Linked DNA regions of Homo sapiens: region 2 is linked to region 1. Evidence: chromatin loops called from intact Hi-C (ENCODE). Cell type or tissue: MCF 10A. All regions are shown on one strand.

Region 1 (5,000 bases):
TTTTTTATTTCCATATTGCAGATAAGAAAACAAAGGCCAAAAAATAATAAATTATTTAAAGAAATGTACATCATAATAGAAACAGATCTGGGGCTAACATCAGGTTTCCTGACTCCTGGACTGGCATTCTCTACATTGTACAACAATTACTCATTGTTGTTTATCTTCAGCTTCTAGCAACAGACATGGGAATTAATCACTCTCTGAACATGCTTTTGAAGGAAAATAATGGTTGAGTGGATGAATGGAAGGCTGACCTATTAATAAAAAAGCACAAAAATAAAGACACGGTTCCAATAACATCTAAAAAAGATATCATACATATCATCACATTTCCTAAACCACATTCTCTCTCAAAAATTGCACCCCAACTTTCATTCCCAGAAAACAGCCTTCCTATTCAACTGATAGAGTCAGCTTTAAAATTACTGATCCTGGAATTTTTTTAAAGGGGCTTTAAAATGGCCAATTATCACAACAGGATGGTATATTTCAAAATTTCCTTATATCAATTCCTGAACCAACCTTCCTGAAATTCTCCCAGTTCCATGTCTTCCCTAGTACTTCATTTTTGACACAAAGGTTAAAAGTAAAGGGATGAAGGCCTGCTCCAGAAGACAGACAAAGTGAATTTTAGTTCCAGTATATAGCAGGTTTTTGACGTTAGTAAAGGTAGTAAACGTGCCATGCATCAAGCCGGTAAATGTCACGACATCTCTTGAGTTGCCCAAGCCAGAACACCTCCCTCTATCTCCCACTTCCTTGATCCTAATCCATTATACAGTCTTATTTATTTTAGCTATAAAATATATCCAAGAAGAGTCTACAACTCTCCATTCTTACTTCCTCTGTTGTCACCCAAGCTTTTATCACTTCTCATCTAAACAACCCTCTGGGCCAGTCTTCCCACATCCAACGTGGATCCTCCCCAATATGTTCTTCACACAACATCCAAAAATCTTTGTACAATGCACTGTGATGTGATAACACCATTACCTTCCCTAAATGTTTCAATGGCTTTCTTTCAGCTCTTTGAAAAAAAGATCACAATTTTCAACATTCAGCCTCTAACACTGGACCTCACCTGCCCAACCCCCACCATTACCCTGCCCTCTATTGCTACTGGTCTTCTCTCAATGTCTCCAAAATGCTACCCTATCTGCTGTCTCAGGTCCTTTCCCTTTGCCCTTCCCACCTTTCCCCTTGTCTGTCCTTCTTACCTCTCAGTTCAATAGACACTTCCCCAGTGAAGCTTCCAGACCCCTGTTATACAAACAGGCAATTCCTGTCTCCAGAGCACTGATTTCATTGGCAATTTTCTACTAATTAGCAAATTATCTTACTTATGTCTGTCTCTCTGAACAGAATAAAAGCTCCATGAGAACTGAGACAAAGTCTCTTTATATCCATTTTACCTCCAAACATAAAGTACTTGATCTCCAGGCAAAGATCACGGGGAATAGATCAGCAGTCAAACAAAGCCAGGCTCATTGCAACAAGGGAGAAAGCAACCACGTGGAACCATGAAGGAAAGGTCTCAGTAGAGGTTATTAAGAGGGGCTTGGTACAAGATTTGGCTTTGTGTTAGAAGATTTTGTGGAAGATTCAGACAAATCTAATTTTCCTCTCAACTGGGGACTGTGAATTGGATTTTTCTGTTGAATGCTGAAAAGCAAGGCCAATTCTATGACTGGGTATCTTAGTAGTTTTCATTTAGAAGGCAAGAAGGACAATGCAAGGCTAAAATGATGGTAAAGAAACAGCAGTCATGTTAGCTGAGCACACATGGTCATTTTCATGGCTTGGGTTGTGTTCTTGTTTTGTTTGTGATCAGACATGATTATAGAGTGGTCTTGTTTTTGTCTCACTCCATCATGATCATACAGTGACCTTGTGTGATGTAGATATTCTGTGAAATTATATATTTGATGAACAAACACTGAATTAGCAGTTACAACCAAGCCAGCTCAGTTGACCACAGAAATTTCACTTTTTCTTTTTCCTCACTAATAAATAATCCTGTGACTTGGTTGTAGAAGTCATTCATCAAATAATTGATGAAAACCTGAATGAATAAATTTAGCCACTCTTAGCATCAGCTGCTTCATGTTTGGGGGATAACATTTCACCTGCTCAAATTAGACCAGAAAATGACTTTAAACCACTGCCACTTTAAAAACCTATAATTCTAAGATATTCAAAATTTACTTGAATATTCATATAACAGCCTATAGATATGTTATCATAAATATAAAAGGAAAACTAAGTTATAGAATTTTGTGACTTAATGAAAACTTTATTATCTCCCTCCACACAGGCACTTACATTCCTAAACATACAATTTCATTCTGTCACATTCCACTGCCATTCCACTCACTAACAAACAATATATTGAAACCTGAAATGTTAGAACGCTAAGAACAAATTTATACAAAGCTAAGAACAAATTTATAATGTTTACCTGACAACAGAGAAATGACTACAATTCAATGGAGAAGAAAAAGACCACAAATTAAAAATATTCCTTCACTGGTTTAAGAGGTAGAGATTAGGATCTCACTGTGAGAGTTCACTCTCATTGCAGAACAGAGGGCTGAGAAGGCAGAAGGACATACAGCCTTTTGAACATCCACATGTGGTAATGGTTGCACTACTCTAGAAATCTATACAGAATCACTGGATATTACATTTGCAATGGGTGGACTTCATGGTATGTAAATTATACCTCAATAAAGCTATTACCAAACAAAAGTTGGTGGAACTCCATCTAGATGTATTGATATGGTTGGGCTCTGTGTCTCCACCCAAATCTCATCTTGACTTGTACTCTCCATAATTCCCATGTGTTGAGGGAGGGACCTGGTGAGAGATAGTTGAATCATGGGGGCTGTTTCCCCCAGACTGCTCTGGTGCACTACCAGAGCACCACGAGATCTGATGGTTTTATAAGGGGTTTCTGCTTTCATTCTCTCTTGCCACCACCATGTAAGAAGTGCCTTTCATCCTCTGCCATGATTGTGAGGCCTCCCCAGCCGTGTGGAACTGTGAGTCCATTAAACATTTTTCTTCCCAGTCTCGGGTATATCTTTATCAGCAGCATGAAAATGGACTAATACCTGTATGTCCACCTAACAGGAACCCGAGGCTGTTTACCAAATATCCTGCAGTCTCACTCTTTAAAACACCTTCATCTGTAATATCTCTATACTCTCTGCCTCCATGAATTTTCCCCTCTATGGAAGATTTATCAAGCAAAATGGGAGTGGAAAATCTCACCCTTCCAGCTACACCCTTCCTGAGCCCTGGCCAGTAAGCAAGTTCATCTCACTTGAACACTTGAACCATCCAGACTGTGGACTTCATATCCAAAGGCCCTGTGCTTGGCAGGGCATGATACAGGTGTGGCACATATTAAGCAACTCAGTAACTCATAGTAGTGGTGTTAAGAATTAGGCATGATGAAATGAATGTGTCAAGAATGTAGGTTACAAATGGAGCTGCTTTTCCTTTAGGAATTTTCTGTTTAGATGGACACATCAATTGTATCCTGGTTTTCTTCTGACATATAAAATAGGAGACAAGTGACACTAATAAAACAGCATGGTAGTTAAGGGTTTTTTCTGCCTTTCATATGCTTAAATGTTACCAAAACATTATATACTCTGGACCTCTTCCAAACGAAGCTGCATTAGAGGCTTCAGGTCAATGTTTTTTAAGGTACAGTCCCACAAAAGTTAAGGTGGGACAATAAAATACATACATTGTGTCATGTAGCATCACAGGGTGTTATTCAGTACAATATAGCACCCCATATAGTATTTAGTTACTACTTGCCTGAAAAGAAGATCTATGTCTTTCCATCTTGCCGTTTACAATTCTGTATTTATTTGAATTATTTCAACAGTGACCTGTAGTTATTACATTAATGTTACTTGTGTACTCAGAAGTAAAAAAGTGTGAGAAAATTGTACTAAAAATTTGTCACCAAGGCCAGCAAAAATTACTTTTATATAGAAGAATCTTGTTACAACCTATGCAAAAGAGGGAGATGACTGATTAATATTTTAGTTATACTCTTTCAATAAATATGTAGACTACCTGTCACATTTCAGGCACTGTATTCAGCACTGAAATACAACTGTGCATAAATGCACACTATTAACTTCTCAAAGTTCATGACCTGTTGGGTTAGACATTAAACAAGTAATTATTTTTTTAAAAAAACAAATCAGAAGTTGAAAGGGAAAACATATGAGAAGTATCAAATATGCATGGCTAAAGTATTTTTCCATGAAGATGAATAGGAATCTATAGACATTAAAAGAGCAGTTCCCAACCTTTTCAGCACCAGGGATCGGTTTAGTGGAATACAGTTTTTCTACAGACAAGGAGGGTTGGATGGGATAGTTGTGGGATGATTCAAGCACATTATATTTATTGCACTTTATTTCTATTATTATTACATTATACTATACGATGAAACAATCATACCACTCACCATAATGTAGAATCAGTGGGAGCCCTGAGCTTGTTTTCCTGCAACTAGATGGTCCCACCTTGAGGTGATGAGAGACAGTGACAGATCATCAGGCATTAGATTCTCATAAGGAGCATGCAACCTAGAGCCCTTCACATGCACAGTTCACACTAGGGTTCATGTGTCTATGAGAATTTAATGCTGCCACTAATCTGACAGAAGGTGGTGCTCAGGAGGTAATGCAAGCAATGAGGAGCAGCTGTAAATACAGACAAAGCTTCGCTTGCTCACTGACACTCATCTCCTGCTGTGCTGCCTGATTCCTAACAGACCACAGACTGCGACTCGTCCATGGCCTGAGGGTTGGGGACCCCTGCATTAAAAGTCCAATTCTGTCCTGCATCTGGTAATTTACACATCTCCATGAAGGCCAGCTACCTGATGGCATGCGTGTTAATACATGGCCATCTAATCTGTGAATCTATAAGAAGGATGAGGGGTCACTCAATCTAGGGCAGCTTGC
Region 2 (5,000 bases), 210 kb after region 1:
TCAAGTTTTGGCATACTAGCAAACGGTAATATCAACTGTTTTCTGAAAAGGCTATTAAAATGCTCTTTTTATTTTTCCAACTGTATGTTTTGTAAGACTGAATTTTCTCTATATACTTCAATCAAAATAACATATTGCAGTGAATGGAATGCATAAGCAGATGCAAGAGTCTAACTGTCTTCTATTGAACCAGATATTAAAGAAATTTGCAAAATGGTAAACAATGCTATTATTCTCATTAATGTTTTAAAGATGGAGTTATTTTATTAAAATATGTAGGATATGTTAACATATAGTATTTTACAATTTTTGATGAGTTTTAATAAAGGTTTTAAAATATTTCTATTTTAATCTCTAATATGATAATTAGCAGATATGACACAAGCTCTATTGCATCTTCAATGATTTTTAACAGTGTAAAGGGATCTGAGACCAAAAAGTTTGAGAAGTACTGAGATAAATGAATGCCATAAAGAAATGCCACAAACATTTTCAATTTATCCTATATAAAGAATATTTGCTATATATCAGGCTCCATGGAAGATTCTGTGTTTATAGCAGGGAGATAAAAAACAGACCCAATCTCTCCCCTCATGAAATTAATAATCTGATAATAGTCTGTCACATTATTGTATATTATTAAGTGCGGAGATAATAAAAATTGAGTCTACAGTTACTATTGACTGTCGTAGTTCAAAAATTTGATTAACATGTCAAGATAAACAGAGAGATAAGAAAAAACACTGTAATTATTTCTAGAGATTAATAGAAAACTGTGAATATTTTTTTCATCTATTCATTTTGCAGGAACTATTTAACATTATTTAATTTTAAAATCTGCATTTCAACGCATTTATTTTATTTTAAGGTATAGTTATTATAAGTGGCCCATAGTTGCTTATTTTATGTAATATAATTAATATTTTTAAACTGCAGAAATTTAAAAATATCTACTTACATCTAATGCAATTACTGATAGAATGGATTTTAAATTTATTATCATATTATTTGTTTTTTACTTTTTCCACCTGCTCTGTCTTCCTTTTTCCTATGTTTTGTCCCCATTGAAATTTATTATTTTTCCCTCTCTGTTAGCTTGATTTTTATAATTTTATTCTATCCTTTAGGGGTGATTCTACATCAGGGTTTCTCAACCTCAGCATTATTAACAATTTGAGCCAGAAAATCCTTTGTTATGAGAGTAACTTACCTGTGCATTGTAAGATTTTAGCAGCAGCAGTCACATCACCCTACTTGTGACAATAAAAAAGGTCTCCAGATATTGTCAAACGTCTTCTGGAGGAAGTGTCTCCAGGTATTGTCAAATGTCTTCGGGAGGTCAAAATTATCCTTGGTTGGGAACTATTGCTATAGACTCAGCAAAATTTTAATGTAAATAAGAACATGTAAATAAGAACTTTTTTTCTTTCTTCTGGATATGGAAAGCACTTGCAACATTTATCTCTATTTATTCCTCCTCACAACTATTACAGTATACTTGTTGCTATTTTAATTTTCTATGTATTTCCAATTCCATGATATTATATTGTTTTTCATCATTAGTATTCAATTGCCCACATATTTTCTGTTATGTTGTTCTTCACATCTTCCTGCAAAGCTGATCTTCTTACTATGATTATTTTTATTTTACTAGCAGAATACTTTTATTTTCTCTGGGGTCATATTCTGGTGATAAACTCTCCCTGTTTTTGTTTGCCTAAAAATTCGCTTATTTTACAGTTATTTTTGAAGACTATTTCCACAGAGTATAGGCTTGTAGGTTGACAGGTTCTTGTTTTTGTTTTGACAGTTTGACATTTTATTTCATTGCTATTCTTTATCCATTGTTTGTGTGAAAATCAGATATTAATTTAATTGTTGCTCATTCAAGACATACTTTTTCAGATGCTTTGAAGATTTTGTAATTTCTTTGGTTTTTAGCAGTTTGGCTGTGATGTGCCTTAGTTTGGTTTTCTTTGTATTTATCTGGCTTAAGTTTCATAGTGCATCTTGAATCTGTGGCTTGAAATCTTTTGTCAGTTTGGAAAAATCACAGCTATTTTCTCTTCACATATTTCTCTGACTCCATTTTCTTTCCTCTTCTCCTTCTGGAACTTCAGTTACACGTACATAGATGTTTTCACATTTGTGTGTTTGTGCAATCATTTTGTCTCTCTTTGCTTCATTCTATGTATTTCCATCTGAGCCACCTTCTATCTCCCGATTTCTTTTTTCTGAGCTATATCTAAACTGCCAATAAATCTATTCATTGAATTATTGATTGCAATTATTGTATCTTCTCAATCCATAATTTCCTTTTGATACTTTTATAAAATACTTTTCAGTTCTCTGACAAAATTCCCAATTTTATCTTATTTCTAGAGCATATTAAGCATAGTTATTTTAAACTCTTTATCTGATGACTGCATTATCTGGATTGTCAGTACATCTATTTATATTGTCTAAGCCTTATTTTGATTATTAATCACATTTCTTGTTCTACATATGCCTGTATGATTTTATTTAGGCTCCAGATGCTACCTATAAAAAATTGCCAGGATAATTTGAGGCCTTGGACGATGGTATCTTCTTCCATATTTGGGCTGAGTAATTCTTCACTGCCTTGGTAGCTTTCCAATTGCTTAATGCATTTTTTTGGCACAATTGTTCTTTTTAAATTATACCGGTTGAGGCCAATTTTTGTTTGTTTGTTTGTTTGTTTTGCCAATGCCTTGCACACGATATGACGCCCAAGTGTGCATTGCTGGGATGCAGCTCATGGCATGTGTGACTCATTATGCAAGTTCAAGATTACCCAACTGGGTCTTTTCCATGTTAAACAAGATTAAACCTCTGAGCATGCATTTGGATATTGTAAAAATATCTAATTGCTATAAAAGTTTTGAAATACTCTTAATTTCTCTATTATTTTTTTTTTCTGCATATCTCTAGTAGTCTAGCGACCACATTTTAGTGGCACTGCTATAGAACACACTACACTATTCCAAGAAAAAGTAAGAAAATTCTCTGGTTAAAGGAAGAGATCTAAAATAAGAAAGACCTACTTTGCCTTGAGGAAAAAAAAATTATAGGCTTAAAACCAAATTAACAAAATTTAAATAAATACATGGGCTAATCTTTAAAGGATTTTGCTCTAAAAAAAATTCAGCAAACATTTGCTCAACTATCCCCATGTTGTACAGAGAACACTATGCCTTGAGGATTATTTAAAGCAAACTAGAGAATTTCATTTGCATATGTACTAAAACCTCATTAATTCAAAATCTGATAATTTGCCCAAGTAAATTAATACTGTAAGAAGAATTACAGTGAAGTATTCAAAACCTCTTAAAGAACTAAATTTTCAATCATTCTCAAATACTTTAGAAGCAGCTTTTCTCTTATAGAAATTAAGAATATGCTAATTACTAACTCCATGTATTTTTTTTACAGCAGTAAGTCTCATAGAAGTGGAAGCAATGTCTTGTGAGTTTGTTCTGTTGCATGTTCACACAAAAAATTATTTGAAATAAACAGAACTTTTTTTAATGCTTCCAATAATTTAGCCAAAATTTCTACCTCCCAATTAGTTAAAATTTATAGCTTTAACTAGAATATCACTGTATAAAGAATAAAGCTTTTGGGGCCAGGCACAGTGGCTCACGCCTGTAATCCTGAAACTTTGGGAGGCCCAGGCAGGCAGATCACCTGAGGTTGGGAGTTCGAGACCAGCGTGACCAACATGGAAAAACCCCGTCTCCACTAAAAATACAAAATTAGCCGGGCGTGGTGGCACATGCCTGTAATCCCAGCTACTCAGGAGACTGAGGCAGGAGAATCGCTTGAACCCAGGAGGCGGAGGTTGTGGTGAGCCAAGTTCGCACAATTGGACTCTAGCCTGGGCAACAAGGGCAAAATTCTGTCCCCACCCCATCCCCCAAAAAAAATTTAAAAAGAAAGCTTTTTAGTGGAGTATCTGGGACATCTATTGCTTTTGTTTGATCAGTGTCCATTCCTCTTTATTTTGTAATACAAACCTCATTTTTCTTAGGACTTTCTCTAAATCCAAGTTATTTAGCTATGTGACTAAGTCCAAGTTATTTAGGTAAGTGACTGACTCCAGGAGTGATGTATGAGTTAGAGATAGCTAATCAGAAATTCCCATCTCTCTGACTACAATCACTCGTTCAAAGATAGGCATGTGACCAACAATGAGTCAATGAAAGATACACCCAAGACTTTTGCTGGAACTCAGGAAAGAAGCTTTTTCTGCAGACATTTGCAAAGCAGAAGGTTGTAAGCTTGAGGTGGTATATGAGCAAATATCTACTACTATTGGCAAAGAACAGTTGAAAATTAAGCTAACATTAAGGAAAAGGGGAAAGGAGTGCCAAGAAAAGGAAAAGACCAGTAGCTAATGCTTATTGAGAGGCTGGATGCAACCGGATCCTGAACTAAATTTGTACTATGAGATACCTCTTGTACCTATGGGTCAACAAAATCCACATTATTGTTAAAACAAGTTGTTGGGTCATTCACAAACAAGACTCAACTGATTTTACTGTTTATTTTGTTACGTGTAGAGGGCCACAGCAGGACTGGGAATAAAAAGAAATTCAGTAAATAAAATGCATGCCAAGGAAATTATAATATTGTTGGATGGAAAGAATATTAGTTGTTAAATCCCTAAAGACAAGAACTTTGTCAGTTTATATTTTTCTGAGTGCCCAGCAAAGTAGGCACTAAACAAGTATTAGTTGAATGACTGAATGCACATGTATGTGTATTCACTCATTCATCTGACAAACAATTATTGAGGACCTATTATGCCTCAAGAACTATTCTTGGAGCTAAGAATACAGCACAGAACCAGACAAAGTTGCCTGTTGAAAGGTTTTAAATTCTAGTTGCTATAGACTGAAAGTGTGTGTCCTTCAAAATTTCTATGTTGAAATCCTAGCCTCCAATATGATGGTATTAGGAAGTGGGGCCTTTGGAGG

The links. A loop is a pair of places that touch in the nucleus more often than their neighbours do. Peaks named below come from ENCODE experiments on the same cell type or tissue, not always from the same donor. Only the 100,000 strongest peaks of a DNase experiment are listed, where the experiment ranks them.
Region 2: a loop joins it to region 1, with 2.8 times the contacts of the local background. A loop is called at or near these places in 1 of 110 quality-filtered maps.

Annotation. Positions count from the first base shown.
Region 1 is chr4:21,802,477-21,807,476 of GRCh38, forward strand. All of the region lies in intron 1 of KCNIP4 (potassium voltage-gated channel interacting protein 4), which reads right to left. Among named protein-coding and RNA genes, the nearest start is that of KCNIP4-IT1, 48 kb to the right of the region's middle. In MCF 10A, no CTCF peak of the experiment used is centred here; no DNase peak of the experiment used is centred here.
Region 2 is chr4:22,017,138-22,022,137 of GRCh38, forward strand. No RefSeq gene overlaps it. Among named protein-coding and RNA genes, the nearest start is that of KCNIP4, 71 kb to the left of the region's middle. In MCF 10A, no CTCF peak of the experiment used is centred here; a DNase peak (open chromatin) is centred at 2,744.